2 separate regions of the Homo sapiens genome follow, and region 2 is linked to region 1. Evidence: read pairs that join two places in POLR2A ChIA-PET (ENCODE). Cell type or tissue: Panc1. All regions are shown on one strand.

Region 1 (8,000 bases):
GTGTTAGCCAGGATGGTCTCGATCTCCTGACCTTGCGATCTGCCCGCCTTGGCCTCCCAAAGTGCTGGGATTACAGGTGTAAGCCACCGCACCCGGCCTGCAGGAGCTCTTTTTTTTTCCATACCCCAGTGGCGCCTGGAACACCAGTGAGACAGAACCATTCACTCCCCTGGAAAAGGGGTGCAGAAGCCAGGGAGCCAAGTGGTCTGGCTGAGCGGGTCCCACCCCCATGGAGCCCAGCAAACTAAGATCCACTGGCTTGAAATTCTCGCTGCCAGTACAGCAGCAGTCTGAGAGCGACCTGGGATGCTGGAGTTTGGTGGGGGGAAGGGCGTCCGCCATTGCTGAGGCTTGAGTAGACCGGTTTTACACTCACAGTGTAAACAAAGCCACTGGGAAGTTCGAACTGGGTGGAGCCCACTGCAGTTTAGCAAGGCTGCAGTGGTCAGACTGCCAGATTTCTCTTCTCTGGGTGGGGCATCTCTGAAAAAAAAGGCAGTAGCCCCAGTCAGGGACTTACAGATAAAACTCCCATCTTCCTGGGACAGAGCACCTAGGGAAAGGGGTGGCTGTGGGCGAAGCTTCAGCAGACTTAAAGGTCACTGCCTGACAGCTCTGAAAGAGAGCAGCAGACTTCCCAGCACAGCATTCAAGCTCTGCTAAGGGTCAGACTGCCCCCTCAAGTGGGTCCCAAATGGAACCAACCCAAATGCCCATCAATGATAGACTGGATAAAGAAAATGTGGCACATATACACCATAGAATACTATGCAACCATAAAAAAGGATGAGTTCATGTTCTTTGCAGGGACATGGATGAAGCTGGCAACTATCATTCTCAGCAAACTATCACAAGAACAGAAAACCAAACACTGCATGTTCTTACTCATAAGTGGGAGTTGAACAATGAGAACACGTGGAAACAGGGGGGGGAACATCATACACTGGGGCCTCTCGGGGGGTGGGGAGCTAGGGGAGGGATAACATTAGGAGAAATACCTAATGGAGGTGACGGGTTGATGGGTGCAGCAAACCACCATGGCATGTGTATACCTATGTAACAAAACTGCACGTTCTGCACACGTACCCCAGAACTTAAAGTATAATAAAAAAGAAAGAAAGAGAAAAAAGAAATGATTGATGGTGTTTTTCAGAGGACCCCAGTCCCATTATCTGCCTTGGAAATGGGACTGGGGTCCTTTGAAAAACACCTTTTATCATTTCTTACGTTTTTTTTTTTACACAATTAATACCATACCACTGCAGAAAATGTGTATCAGTAAAAAGGAAATAAAACCACTGGCATTTCTACCACCCAGAGAAAAAAATAATAATAAATCTCTTTTGGCCAGGCTCGGTGGCTCACACCTGTAATCCCAGTACTTTGGGAGGCTGAGGCAGGTGGATCACTTGAGGTCACGAGTTCGAGACCAGCCTGGGCAACATGGCAAAACCCTGTGTCCACTAAAAATACAAAAATTAGCCGGGCACGATGTTGTATGCCTGTAGTCCCAGCTACTCGGGAGGCTGAGGTAGAAGGGTCACTTGTGCCTGGGGAGTGGAGGTTGCAGTGAGCCGAGATCGTGCCACTGCCCTCCAGTCTGGATGACAGAGTGAGACTCTGTCTGCCTCCCCTAACAAAAAAAATTTTGAACAAATGTAAGTGCATTCTTCCAAGGACAATTCCTCTTTGGAGAGTTGGTGGACCAGAAGATGTTGTGAAATGTGAGCTCGCTGGATGTTGAGTTTTCCAGGTGCTTAAGTCCTCACTGTGCTGCCCTTGTGACCTTCAGGCCTAGGTCATCAAGATGCACAGCACAGGACAGAAGCCCCTCTAGTCCTGCACCTGGTGACATGGAACTGCTGTGCTGGTCCACACAGACACAGCCTCCAACCAAGCCTGGCTCCTACCCATCACAGTTCTGTAGGCTGCCCATTTGCAGAAGGCCTTCCATCTGACACTCCTCCTCGCCTGCTTGTTCTCCAGCCATGTTGTGGCCAATTTGCCATGAGGAGGTTGCAGTGGCCAAGACTGTTGGAAACTGTGCGGTGTAGCTGGGAGAGAAAGGACACACTCTAAATGTTCTTACTGCCTGTGACGATGCAGCTACAGCGATGTACTAGCTGCTCACAAGCCTGTTCCTTCTTCCATTGTAGGGCATGAAGAATTCCCTTATCACTGGGTAAGAAGGGGGAACAGAAGTTTTTCTCATGCCTAATTTTGCGTTTTCAGTAAGGTCTTTTTCAGCTTGTCCAGGAGAAACTGGAAAAAAAAAGATACTTGAAATAAACTGAAGGACATTTAAACAAAGAAACACTTGAAATAAATTGAAAAGAATTTTTTTTTTCTTTTTTAACATTAACATATTTTGCAGGAAGAAAAAATATAAAGGACACTAGGGGCAAATAAATTTCTGTGTTTACAATAGCAAAGACCTGGAACCAACCCAAATGCCCATCAATGATAGGCTGGATAAAGCAAATGTGGCACATGTACACCATGGAATACTATGCAGCCATAAAAAGGAATGAGATCATGTCCTTTGCAGGGACGTGGATGGAGCTGAAAGCCATCATCCTGAGCAAACTAATGCAGGAACAGAAAACCAAACACTGCATGTTCTCGCTTATAAATGGAAGCTGAACAGTAAGAACACATGGACACAAGGAAGGGAACAACACACACTGGGGCCTGCTGGGGTGGCAGGGGGAGGGAGAGCATCAGGATAAATAGCTAATGCATGTGGGACTTAATACCTAGGTGATGGGTTGATAGGTGCAGCAAACCACCAAGACACACGTTTACCTATGTAACAAACCTGCATGCCCTGCACATGTATCCCAGAACTTAAAAAATATGTGTGTGTGTGTGTGTGTGTGTGTGTGTGTTTAAATGGAAAACCATCAACCAAGAGAGAGCAGTATCCACTCGCAGATTCGGATCCCAGAGTCCTGAGGCCTTACATGTCTGGAATCAATGCATTCTCAACTGGTCCTGTAGTAAGATGCTCATGGGGTTTGTCTTCAAACTCACTGTTAGAGGACTTTTTAAATCACAGGCTTAGCAAACCGGCCAAATTACTGCCACTCTTCTAGGTGGGAACTCTCAGCTGTTGCTGAAGGCCCCAGATGTTCCTGTGCTACTCATTCAGATTCCTCACGGTCACTTACACTCCTTCCTTTTTTGACTAGCAGGAAACAGCAGGATGGGCCAGATTCTCACTTGCCTATCTATCGCTCTTGGATGATTCTTCTCAATTGTGATGCTTCTGTGGCACATTGACCATCTGTACCTCTAGAACCTACACAAGGGATTGCTTCTTCTTCTCCTTCTCCTTCTCCTTCTTCTTCTTTTTTTTTCCTGAGAGGGAGTCTCGCATTGTCGCCCAGGCTGGAGTGCAGTGGCAGTCTCGGCTCACTGCAACCTCCAACTCCCTGGTTCAAGTGATTCTCCTGCCTCAGCCTCCTGAGTAGCTGGGATTACAGGCATGCACTACCATGCCCAGCTAATTCTTGTATTTTTAGTAGAGATGGGGTTTCACCATGTTGGCCAGGATGGTCTCGATCTCCTGACCTCATGATCTGCCCGCCTCAGCCTCCCAAAGTGTTAGGATTACAGGCTTGAGCCACCGCGCCCGGCCAGGGCTTGCTTCTTTTAACCAGCCACGGGCTGGCTTTGTCTGGTGACCTTATCTGCCTGCTATTTCACTGTTCCTGCTTCCATTCACCAATTCCAGTGGTGTAGCATGCTTTCAGCCCTTGGCCGGCGGACCAGCAAGAAGATGGACCTTTACATTCAAGCAAAGGTGGCTTTATAACAAGAAGAACTGAAGGCTGAAACAATCTCTTGCTGCTGCAAAGAACAAATTTTGTGTTTCTTTTTCTAATCTTGAAAAATGACCTCTTGAAGAGATTCCATGCTACTTTCTCTTTCTCCCTGTATGGGACCTTAATGTAGCACAGTGAGACTCAAAGAGGTGCACATTTTCTATTACCAGTGCTCTGGGCTGTGGGGCTTTCAGCTGCTGCTGCCAAAATCTGGTCGTCTAAAATTCTTCCAGTAGAGGCTAAAAGATGATACAATTCCTTAGGGTTCTTAATCGCCACCTGGTTGTTTTCCTATTCTTTGCTATCTACCTGCGCTGGCTTGGAAACCTGCTAAGAAAGGCACAATGTGGTGCTTAGGGCATCTCCAGAAGCCCAAGACCATCAGGCAATTGCCATGTATTCAGAGGGAAGTTTTTTTTTTTTTTTTTTTCATCTGCAACTCAGGAGCTGGGCCTCTGCTACAGGCACTTACAAATGATGTTTTCATTTTAAAAGACTTAACAATCTGATATTCAATATGGCTCATGGTGGAGCTCCAGCATTTCTCCCTCCCTCCTGGTTTACCTACAGAGGTAGACTCAGAAGGAGATTGTGGTCTGCGTTTCCTGTTAGGAACGTATCAGTGCTCATCTTATTATTATAAGCCCCTTACTTTTGCGAATTTAAAGTAGTACTGACAAGCCTGGATTGTGAAGTGGGCTTTGCTTGGTCCTTAGGAGGCTAGCCTAGATTTTGCCACTGGGGAAGATCAGTTTTCAGTTTCCCACAGTATGCTGTTTTTTTTTTTTTTTTTTTTGGAGACAGAGTCTCACTCTGTTGCCCAGGCTGGAGAGCAATGGCATGATCTCAGCTCACTGTAACCTCCACCTCCCGGGTTCAAGCGATTCTCCCTGCCTCAGCCTCCAGAGTAGCTGGGATTACAGGCGACCACCACCATGCCGGGCTAATTTTTGTATTTTTAGTAGAGACGGGGTTTCGCCATGTTGGCCAGAATGGTCTCCAACTCCTGACCTCAGGTGACCCTCCCAAAGTGCTGGGATTACAGGAATAAGCCACCATGCCCGACCAGTATGCTGCTCTTGTAGTGGCCTTCTTGAGTCCACTCTTACCTCTTGGTGTAGAAGTTACACTGCTATGTCAGTGTAACTTCTGAGGTCAATGTTTCCAAGTGAGATGAAGCCAGTGCTTTGAGCTGGGCTTTGAGCACAAGTGAGCAAACACCAACATTCTCACACTCTTTTTTTTTGAGACGGAGTTTTGCTCTTGTCGCCCAGGCTGGAGAGCAATGGCACGATCTCGGCTCACTGCAACCCCCATCTCCCGGCTTCAAGTGATTCTTCTGCCTCGGCCACTCCAGTAGCTGGGATTACAGGCTCCTGCCACCACATCCGGCTATTTTTCTTTTCTTTTCTTTTCTTTTTTTTTTTTGTATTTTTAGTAGAGACAGGGTTTCACCATGTTGGCCAGGCTGGTCTCAAACTCCTGATCTCAGGTGATCCACCCACCTCGGCCTCCCAAAGTGCTGGGATTACAGGCATGAGCCACCGTGCCTGGTCCCAATTTGCTGTTTCCCAGAAAATCTTATTTCTTTTTATTTAGAGAATGCATGTCTTTTGTGTTAAGAAACCAAAGAGAAATAAAGAACACTTCTTATATATATATATTTTCTATATAATTCCATATAGATCCACCTAAGGTTTTATTAATTAAATGAGAAGAGAATTACTGTTTTTAACCCTAAAGGGTATTGATTATGGTAAAACTGTCAATAAAAAATGGGTTGCAGGCTGGGCACGGTGGCTCACACCTGTAATCCCAGTACTCTGGGAGGCAGAGGCAGGAGGATTGCTTGAGGCCAAAATTTTGAGACGAGCCTGGGGAACATGGCAAGACCTCATCTCTCCAAAAACCTTATTTATTATTTACTTTTATTATTATTTTTTTGAGACAGAATCTAGCTCTGTCACCCAGGCTGGAGTATAATGGCACAATCTCGGCTCACTGTGACCTCTGCCTCCCGGGTTCAAGTGATACTCCTGCCTCAGCCTCCTGAGTAGCTGGGATTACCAGCACCCACCACTGCTCCCAGCTAACTTTTGTATTTTTAGTAGAGACGGGATTTCACCATGTTGGCCAGGCTGGTCTCAAACTCCTAACCTCAAGTGATCTGTCTGCCTCCCAAAGTGCTGGGATTACAGGCGTGAGCCACTGTGCCTGGTGCCAAAAAACTTTTTTAAAAAAATGTTAAAAAAATAAAAATTATCACGCCACTGTACTCCAGCCTGGGTGACAGAGTGAGACCATATCTCAAAAACAAAACCAAAACACCTTTTTAATTTAATTGTAGATTCACATGCAGTTGTAAGAAATGAAACAGAGAGATCCCATATACCCTTCACCCAAATTACCCCCACAGTCACATCTTGTGTCACTACAGGACACTGTCACAACCAGGAAATTGACCTTATTTGATTTAATCAGTTTTACGTGTGTGTGTGTGTGTGTGTGTGTGTGTGTGTGTGTATTTAGTCCCATGCAGTTTTATCACATGTAGATACATGTGACCACCACCGCAGTCATGAGACAGAACAGTTCCATCACAAAGATCCCTTGTGGTAACTTTTTTTTTTTTTTTTTTTGAGACAGGGTCTCACTCTGTCATCCAGGCTGGAGTGCAGTGGCATGATCTCAGTTTACTGCAACCTCTGCCTCCTGGGCTCAAGCGATTCTCCAGCATCAGCCTCCCAGGTAGCTGGGACTACAGGTGCACACCACCATGCCTAGGTAATTTTTGTATTTTTTGTAGAGATGCAGTTTCACCATGTTGCCCAGGCTGGTCTCGAACTCCTCAGCCTCCCAAAGGGCTGGCATTACAAGCATGAGCCAACATGCTGGCTGATTGTGCTAAGCTTTTCTAGCAACAGCCATCCCCCTCCCTTCTCCAACATCCTTGAGCCCTGGCAACCACAACCCTGTTCTCCATCTCTATAATTTGCCATTTCAGGACCATTATATAAATGGAATTGTACAGTATGTAACCTTTTGAGATTGCCTTTTTTTCACTCAGCGTAATTCCCTGGAGAGTAATTTGGGTTGTTTTATATGCCAAAAGTTCTTTCCTTTTTTATTGCTGAGTAATATTCCATGGTATGTGTGTACCATGGTTTGTTTCACCATTTAAAAAGTGAAAGACATTTTGGTTGCTTCCAAGTTTGGACTGTCATTAATAAATCTGCTAGTTCATTTTCCTACTTAAAAAAAGTTGACTTATTGTCTACATCAGTGATCTTTATACTTGAGTCCATGAACTCTTAGGGAGTCCATTAACATCCTAAAATTCTATTCAAACTTGTTGTTTTTCTTTGAAGAGGGTCCATTGCTTTAGGTGAGAGAGACTCTTACTCCAGTACTCATGTTTCCATAGAGGAGAGGTGACTTCAGTACTCTCTAGGAGACACATTTCTTTTTTTATTTTAATTTAATTTTATTATTATTTTTTGAGACAGAGTCTTGCTCTGTCACCCAGGCTGGAGTCCAGTGGTGCGATCTCAGCTTGCTGCAACCTCTGTCTCCTGGGCTCAAGTGATTCTTCTGCCTCAGCCTCCCGAGTAGCTGGGATTACAGGCACCCACCACCATGTCCGGCTAATTTTTGCATTTTTAGTAGAGACGGAGATTCACCATGTTGGCCAGGCTGGTCTCGAACTCCCGACTTTAGGTAATCCACCTGCCTTGGCCTCTCAAAGTGCTGGGATTACAGGTGTAAGCCACCACGCCCAGCCTAGGAGGCACATTTCTACTCCCTCTCCACCCTTTATTTGCTTCTCCCCACAGGAGGAGGAGTAACTAATACTTAGGATGGTCTGCTTTTCATTGGTCCCAGTTCTGGGCCAGGTTAACATGTTCAAGGTCACTGCAAATAAATGATCTGACCTCTTGCTCCATTTGTCTGTACAAATGGCAAATATTTTGTTTCCTGCTTCTGTGGCCAGGTCATGGCTTCTCCTGCCTGTGGCTGGATGGCTAATTCTGTCTAAATTAGGAGGAAGAAGTAGGATGTCCATTTTGGCCTTGGGGCTCTTCTATGTTCTCCAATACAGCATTAATATTAGCAAAGCTCATACTTTAACTCCCATCTCATTCTGTATATATTTCATTTTTTTAAAAAAATGTG
Region 2 (8,000 bases), 260 kb before region 1:
TGTGGTTCTTCTGAACCAGGGTGTAATAGGCTCTTTCCATTCATTACATACCCAGGCTATCCTTCCCAGTCCCTTCAAAGTTTAACTACTTGGTCTTGACCTCAGGTTAGAAAAAAAGTTTCCTTTGCAAAGACTGTCCTTTTCCCCCCTAGAGACTGCTGCTCTCAGCAGAGCCTGTTTCTTGAATAGCTGTGATTAAAGATAGAGGCTGTTTCTCTTCCTTCTCTGGGCTCTGAGGAAGCTGGTCTTCCCCACAGGGCTGCATTTGGGGCATCTCCTTCTGGACAGTCCTCCATTTCCTGCATTTCCTGGTAAGGACACTAGTTAGCCCAGCCAGCCAGCCAGCCAGCCTTTGTTTGGCTTGGCAGATTCCTGGTTAACAAATGTCTTTAGGCAAAGACATTTAGGAAAATGTTCAAAAAACTTGATTCTGGGGCTTCAGGAATGAGCCTATGACCTATAACCCTGTCCACCTTTCGTTTTACTACATTCCTCACAGAGCCAGTACTCATCCTGTCTAAGGGACACGTTGCTTTTGGTGCTCCAATTAGGCATGCCCATAATCAATCATTGAGTTAACTCATAAATTATTCCTTCAGAGTCCACAATGTGCTAAACTCTGTGTGGCAGACAGAGGAAGTGAAAGGCAGGACCCTATCTTTGGAGAAAAATATTTCTCTCTCTCTCCCCCCACACGCACAACTCAGAGAAAACATTTAGCCTTGAGATAAGGTGGTAGATTAAGGGCAAAATTATTAGGGGGAAGGGGAGCAATCGGTGTCAACAATGTTTGGAAAAGGAAGAGTGAGATGCAGTAGGGGGAAGTGGCTGTAAGCTGGATTTGACAGATGAGCTGAATTTGAAAGTATACTAACTGTTTTATCATCCCATCACCCTTGAGTAAAAAATCTCAAACAATTCTTCACTGCTTCCAGCACCACATCCTGGCATTCAAGGCCTTCAATCACATGGCCCTGGCTTCCTCCTCCAACAGCATATTTTATTATTCCCTTCCACAGGCTTTACTGCCCACCCCCATGTATTTCAGGTCTCTAGACATCCTGACTCATCCATGTCTTGGCTTTCTCCCTGCTTCCACCATCACTCCCTTCCTGCCTCCAGCTCTCCAGTATTACCCATATCTCACCAAGTTCAAAAGTGATCTCACCCATGAACCCCTCCCTGCCAATACACTACTCAGTTATGTACGTTATAACACATAAGGCATGTCTCTTTCATTTGACACATCACATATAAACCACTTGCTGTAATAGTTAATATTGAGGCTTTTATGCTACCAGGCATTAGACTAAGCATTTTGCAAATATCACTGCATTTAATCCACAGAACAATCCTGCAAGGAAGATGCAATTATTATCCTTATTTTATTAGTGAGGAAATGAAGGCTCAGAGGGTTCACTGGGCCAACGTCATACAGTCAGTAAGTGGTGAAGCTCGCCTTCGCATAGCTTCTCCTGTCTTGTTACGTGGGTATGGAGAGGCACATCACAAGTACACCATTCTTATATGAGTTGGCTGATATACAGAAGAAATTGAGAGAGAGAGAGAGAGAGACAGAGAGCAAGATCATGTAAGCAATTGAAAATTATGTGGGCAATCCTAACTATTATTCTACTCAACAAGTTTTGCCCTGGAGTTAAATTGAGTTGAGAGACGTGAATCTGATGTTCCTTCAGATGGTGTCAGTTCCTGTGGGTTTCTCATGGTGAGATTCTCATGCTTAAATATGTGCGCTTTAAAAAATTCAACACAGCCTCTAAGTGCAAGCCAATTGGCTTGGTTCTCAATTAAAGAAAAAGTGATCTGGTACAAGGTTGTAGGGGAAAAAAAACAACTGTGTTTGACTTATTGAAAAATGGTATGTCTGTCTCTAATATTGAACCTCTCAAAGGAATTTTCGAGGTGCGTTTTGTCTATAAATGATTTTTTTTTCTCATCAAGAATCTAACCCCTTATAAGACAGGACTTTGCCATATGGGTCTTGTTTCCTCAACTGGTGTGAAAACTCTGTGTGAGTAGAGCCTGTGTCTAAACTTCTTTGTATCCCTGCCCCTAACAGTGCCTAGGAAAGTAACTTGAAACTAATAGGGGCTCAACAAGTCAATATCAAAAATTATTCATTAGACATGTTAATTTTTTTCAGCAAGTTTAAGGTTCCTAAGATACCCTCCAAGCTCCCTAGAAGATGGAAGGGAAGATTTGTGCAATAGCTTATATCCTATGACCTGTTGGCATCCTCTGTGCTATTTCTAGAAATGGAATCTGTCTGTTCCCATCCCTAGCTGGATCAGCTGAGCACCTGGCAATTTCCTATTGATGCCTGTTCAGCTGTCACCTTCAAACTCCTGGTTCTGTTTGCTCAATGCATCTCCTTGAGCAGGCCTGACTATTTTGGGTGTAAGCTACAGCTGTCAGCGTTTCAGGCATACCTCACGTATTTCTAGAATTAGTCGGAAATATTTGAAGCTTGAAAAAGTAACTATAATGTTCTGAGTACGAAGGAAATATTTAGGCAAGTATCAACTGGCAGCATATAATGCCAGCTAAGAAGAATCAAGTCTCTGGTGATAAAGGGAGATGAGAACAACATAGCCAACCCATCTTGGGTTACTTGCATTTTAGTACCACAGGGTGAGTTACCAAACTATTTATATCATTTTTATTAGCATACGATTGAGGAATTGACCAAATGTGAGATTGTTTGCTATAAATCTGAAATGACAGACTGACTGAATACATTTGCTTTGTCCTATTAGAGATCATCATAATTCCTCAACTAAAAAAGTCATTCTGGCTATACATACATCCTAAGGATGTTTTGAAAGTCAGGTTGTACCTCTTGACCTCATTCTTTTTAATGTTTGATAATCATTTCTGTACTCCAGTCTGATAGGATACAATACTGACCTGGAGCAATTACACTGTGACTCTGTACCAAATTATTAAGATATGATTAGTTCTCTTGGAGTCAGGCCCAGGAAAAGTAGAGAATAAATTTTGTGGAATGGCAAGGCCCCAATGCAAGAGATATAGGTGATAGAGAATTCTTCAGATTCCAAGATCCAGTTAAATTTGGTGATTTAATAGAGGCCAGGTCAATCATTTTTTCTTTTACATCTAATGCTTATTTTGGATGCCTTTATTTGGCTGTGCTGGGGGGGATATCAAATCCCTCTTCAATTTTGCCTTTTAATAAATTACCTTTTATAATATGTAATGGCAGAAACAAAAACTAAAATAACCAGAAAGCTCTCTAGCATTGAGACCCTCCAGATACAAGCTGTTAGTGGAACTAAAGGCTGTGGAAATGGAGGAAGTGATTGTGGTGCCTACAAGACAAAGACCAGGAACTCAAACTTTCAAAGGACCCATTACCTTCACTTTCTGTCTGTATCTACAGACTGCTTTCCAGATGATACTGATGCAGGTAGAATAAAGACTACACTGTGAAAAACACTTCTTTAGAGGCTAAGCCCAGTCATGACCATGGAGGAAAGTAAAACCTTAATGCTTGTCACCTTTAGAATCTTTTAAAAATTTACTTTTCATGGGAATATGTACCTTTGTGATCATTCTAATCCTGTTTCCTTACAGCCAATAAATTATTGATAAAAGTTTGCTGAATTAGATCATGTGCTGGAAAACTTGAAAACTTAAATTTTCAGCCCTAGCACTGATTCGCAGTCTAACCTTGACTTAATCAGTTAGTTATTTTCCCCTTTTGTAAACTGAAAGGCCATCTAAGAAACATCTGGTAAGTTTTAGATGAAAAGCACTGAGAAAACCCTTGTATCACAAGAGGGATTTTTTTTCTCCATCTAGGATTGCCAGATTTAGAAAAAAAAAAGACATCCAGTTAAATTTTAATTTCAGATAAACAATGACTTTTTTTGGTATAAGTATGTCCCATGCAATATTTGGGATATACTTATACAAAAAAAATCCATTGGTTATCCAAAATTCAGATTTAACTGGCTTTCCTGTATTTTATCTGGCAACTCTATCTACCACCACCCTTTTCCTGGAGCCTGCACTTTCCAAGACTTGGGCAATAGCAGAGGGACTTTTGTAACTCAAGGCCAGGAAGGAAATGAGCACTCATTTTGCATGGTACAGTACAGGAGAAATGCTAGCAGGAGACTAACCTCCCATACTGGAGAAATCTAAGTCTTTTCTGTTGATGGGGAGTGGGTGGGTAATGAGGGGGAGTGGAGGGGAGGATAGAGAGAGATTAGGCAAACACATACGTGGAATCCCAAAGAATATCCAATCAATTATTCAAAAAACATAATCCAACTTGTTTTTCTTACAGCCTCAGAGAAAAATAGAAAACCAGGGACTTCTTCATACAGAAGACTGCCTTCATTTTCCACTGCAACCACCAAAGGGAATTAGGCATTTCTATACCAAACAGCACAATCTGGGAGTCGTAGCTTGGCTCCTTTATTAACTCCTGTATCAATACACAACTGAGAATCAAGAATTTAGATTGCAAAATTTACTGTGCTCTAAGTGTTCCACAGGCTCTTCTCCCCAAGGTCAGGCTTGCAAGCGGCCCTCAGCTTCTTGTTCTATGTTGTTCTGCTTTGAAAATGTCTGTTTGGCCGGGCGCGGTGGCTCACGCCTGTAATCCCAGCACTTTGGGAGGCCGAGGCGGGAGGATCACGAGGTCAGGAGATCGAGACCATCCTGGCTAACTCTGTGAAAACCCATCTCTACTAAAAATAGAAAAAAAAAATTAGCCGGGCGGGGTGGCGGGCGCCTGTAGTCCCAACCACTCGGGAGGCTGACACAGGAAGAATGGCGTGAACCCGGGAGGCGGAGCTTGCAGGGAGCCGAGATCGCGCCACTGCACTCCAGCCTGGGCAACAGAGCGAGACTCCATCTCAAAAAAAAAAAAAGGAAAGAAAGAAAGAAAGAAAATCTCAGCTCAACTTTCTTCCAAGGCACAAGTCTTTCTTTCTCACAGTTGCTGTTGACCTTCACTCCTAGTTCACCTTTTCTGCCTCCAGCTCTCCAAGAGACAACATATCTCCCTGTTATCATTCTGATATACCTGCCTAAATATGGATTTTCAGTAGCAAAGCAATTGCTTTGCTCTGAATTCAGCCAAATAGGGGTACTTGGAAGTCATAGGTAACTGATAAAGGTGAGGATGGTTTCAAAAATTAAAAGAATGTTCTTCCTGATAAAAAGAATGTATGGTCATTGTAAAAAAAAAATCTAACACAATACAAAAGAAAGGAAAATAGAAGACCTTTTATCACAGGACCTAGAGATAACCACTCTTAATATTTTGGTTAAAGTTTTATATTCATTCATTCGTTCATTCATTCATTTATTCATTCCTTCAACAAATATTCATCTGTGTCTACTGGATACTTAACACTGTTTTAGGCTCAAGGGATACATCTATAAACAAAGTGGAAAAACAAAACACTAGCTGGGCACAGTGGCTCACACCTATAATCCCAGCAGTTTAGGAGGCCAAGGAGGGAGGATGACTTGAGGTCAGGAGTTCGAGACCAGCCTGGCCAACATGGTGAAACCCCATCTCTACTAAAAATACAAAAATTAGCTGGGCATAGTGGCGCGTGCCTGTAGTCCCAGTTACTTGGGAGGCTGAGACAGGAGAATTGCTTGAACCGGGGCAGCAGAGGTTGCAGTGAGCAGAGATTGCACCACTGCACTCCAGCCTGGGCGACAGAGTGAGACTCTATCTAAAAAAAGAAAAAACAAAAAAACAAAAACTACCATCATGACCCTATTTACATACATGCTCTGACACATACACACATATAATTTTACACTGATGTCTTCATACTATATAGGCTACTTTGTAATCTGCTCTTGCATGTAAGAATGTATTATGGACTTATTTATATGTCAATAAATATTGATTGGTATCATCGTTTTAATGTTTGCCTAGCATATTCTGTTATAAATATATATATATGCATGCCATGATTTAACTATCTCTCTATAGACATTTATTTCCAATTTTTACTATTATAAAAATACTGTGGGCCAGGTGCAGTGGCTCACACCTGTAATCCCTGCATTTTGGGAGGCTGAGGTGGGTGGATCACCTGAGGTCAGGAGTTTGAGACCAGCTTAGCCAAAATGATGAAACCTTGTCTCTACTAAAAATACCAAAAATTAGCCGGGTGTGGTGGCGCACACCTGTAATCCTAGCTACTCAGGAGGCTGAGGCAGGAGAATCTCTTGAACCTTGGAGGGGGAGGTTGCAGTGAGCCGAGATAGTGCCACTGCACTCCAGCGTGGGCAACAAGAGCAAAAACTCCGTCTCAAAAAAGAAAAAAATACTGTGATGAATACACTTCTGCATTTATATCTTTACATGCTTGTCCAGTCATCTTATTAGGATAAATTGCTGGTTCTATCCTATCTTGCTTGCTGTTTCTTCTCAGTCTCTTTTGCTATCTTCCCCTTCTGTGCTTGATCTCTCCATGTTAAAGTATTCCAAGGCTAAGTCCTTAGCCTTCTTTTCTAGTGTCATTACACCCTAGATGATCTCATACAATTCTATGACTTGAGTCATTATCTATATGCTGATGACTACTAAATTGATATTTACAATCTTGACATCTCCCCTTGAGCTCTGGACTCACATATCCAACTGTCTTCTTAAAATATCTGCTTGGATAGCTGCTACAGAATTTCAAATATAATGTGACCAGAAGAGAACCCTTAATTCTGCCCCTAAAATATATTCCCATGCTGGTCTTCCATAATTCAGAAAATGGCATCACCATCCACCCACTTAGGCCCAAAATAAGGCACCAACCCGGTTTCTCCTCTTTTCCTTACCCTCAGCCTCCATATATTGAATCTATCAAGTCTTTTCAAGTCTACCTCCAAAATATACTTCAAATCTCTACCTTTTTGTCTACATTTACTATGATATTCACTTACTGTCATCTTAATCCAAGCCACTTCAATCTCTCATCCAGGCTACAACATTGGCCTCTGATATGGTTTGAATGGTTTTTGTCCCCTCCAAAATTCGTGCAGGAACTTAATCCCCAATCCAACAGTATTAAGAGGTGTGGCCTTTAGGAGGTGATTGAGTCATGAGGAGTCTTCCTTCATGAATGGGATTAAATACTTTCAAAAAAGGGCTCGATAGAGGGAGTTTGTCCCTTATTGCCTCCTCTGCCCTTCTGCCTAATGAGGACACAGCATTCCTCCCCTCCAGAGGATGCAGCAATAAGGCACCATCTTGGAAGTGGAAAAAAGGCCTTCACAGACACCAAGCCTGCCAGTGCCTTGATCTTGGACTTCCCAGTCTCCAGAACTGTGAGAATAAATGCCTATTGTTAAAAAGTAACTACGTGAGATGATGGATATGTTAATCTGCTTCATCACAATAACCATTTTACTATCTATATGTGTCCCATACATCATGCTGTAAACCTCAGATGTACACAATAAAATTTATTTTTTAAAATTTCTGTTGTTGGTTAATTACCCAGTCTGCAGTACATTGTTATAGCAGTGCAAACTGACTAAGACAGCTTCTTAACTGGTCTTTTGGCTTCACCTGTTGCCCTTCTAGAGTCCTGACCCTACACATTAGCCAACGTTATCTTTTAAAAAGTATAAATCAGTTCTTGTTATCCCCATCCTGAAATCCCTTGATTTCAAATCACACTCAAGATCAAATAAAAAATCATTACAAGTCTACAAACCCCCTGTTTCTTCTAGCCCTGGTGTAACTAATCTACCCCATCTCATGTACACTCTCTTCTGCTAATGAAACACCAGTCACAGAGTCCTTTCTATTTCTTCAGCACAGTAAGCTCATTCCTGCCTCAGACCAGAAATGTTTCCTCTGCCCAGAACACTCTCCTTCTGAATTTCCAGGTTCCTGCCTCCTAATTTTTCAGATTGTACCTCATATATCACTGCTCAGAAAGGTCTTTAGTGATTACCTCATATAGACTAGCCTCCACCCC

Evidence for each region. ChIA-PET counts read pairs that join two places held together with the same protein. Peaks named below come from ENCODE experiments on the same cell type or tissue, not always from the same donor. Only the 100,000 strongest peaks of a DNase experiment are listed, where the experiment ranks them.
Region 2: POLR2A ChIA-PET joins it to region 1 with 5 read pairs; 2 of 35 experiments call an interaction of 5 or more read pairs at or near these places.

Annotation. Positions count from the first base shown.
Region 1 is chrX:134,951,073-134,959,072 of GRCh38, forward strand. LINC02243 (long intergenic non-protein coding RNA 2243) reads left to right here. Exons shown (of 3, transcript NR_134925.1): 3 at 1,793-2,310. Among named protein-coding and RNA genes, the nearest start is that of LINC02243, 5.5 kb to the left of the region's middle. In Panc1, no CTCF peak of the experiment used is centred here; no DNase peak of the experiment used is centred here; H3K27ac peaks cover 5,771 bases.
Region 2 is chrX:134,692,124-134,700,123 of GRCh38, forward strand. It overlaps a transcript of PLAC1 not described here. Among named protein-coding and RNA genes, the nearest start is that of PLAC1, 38 kb to the left of the region's middle. In Panc1, no CTCF peak of the experiment used is centred here; no DNase peak of the experiment used is centred here; H3K27ac peaks cover 260 bases.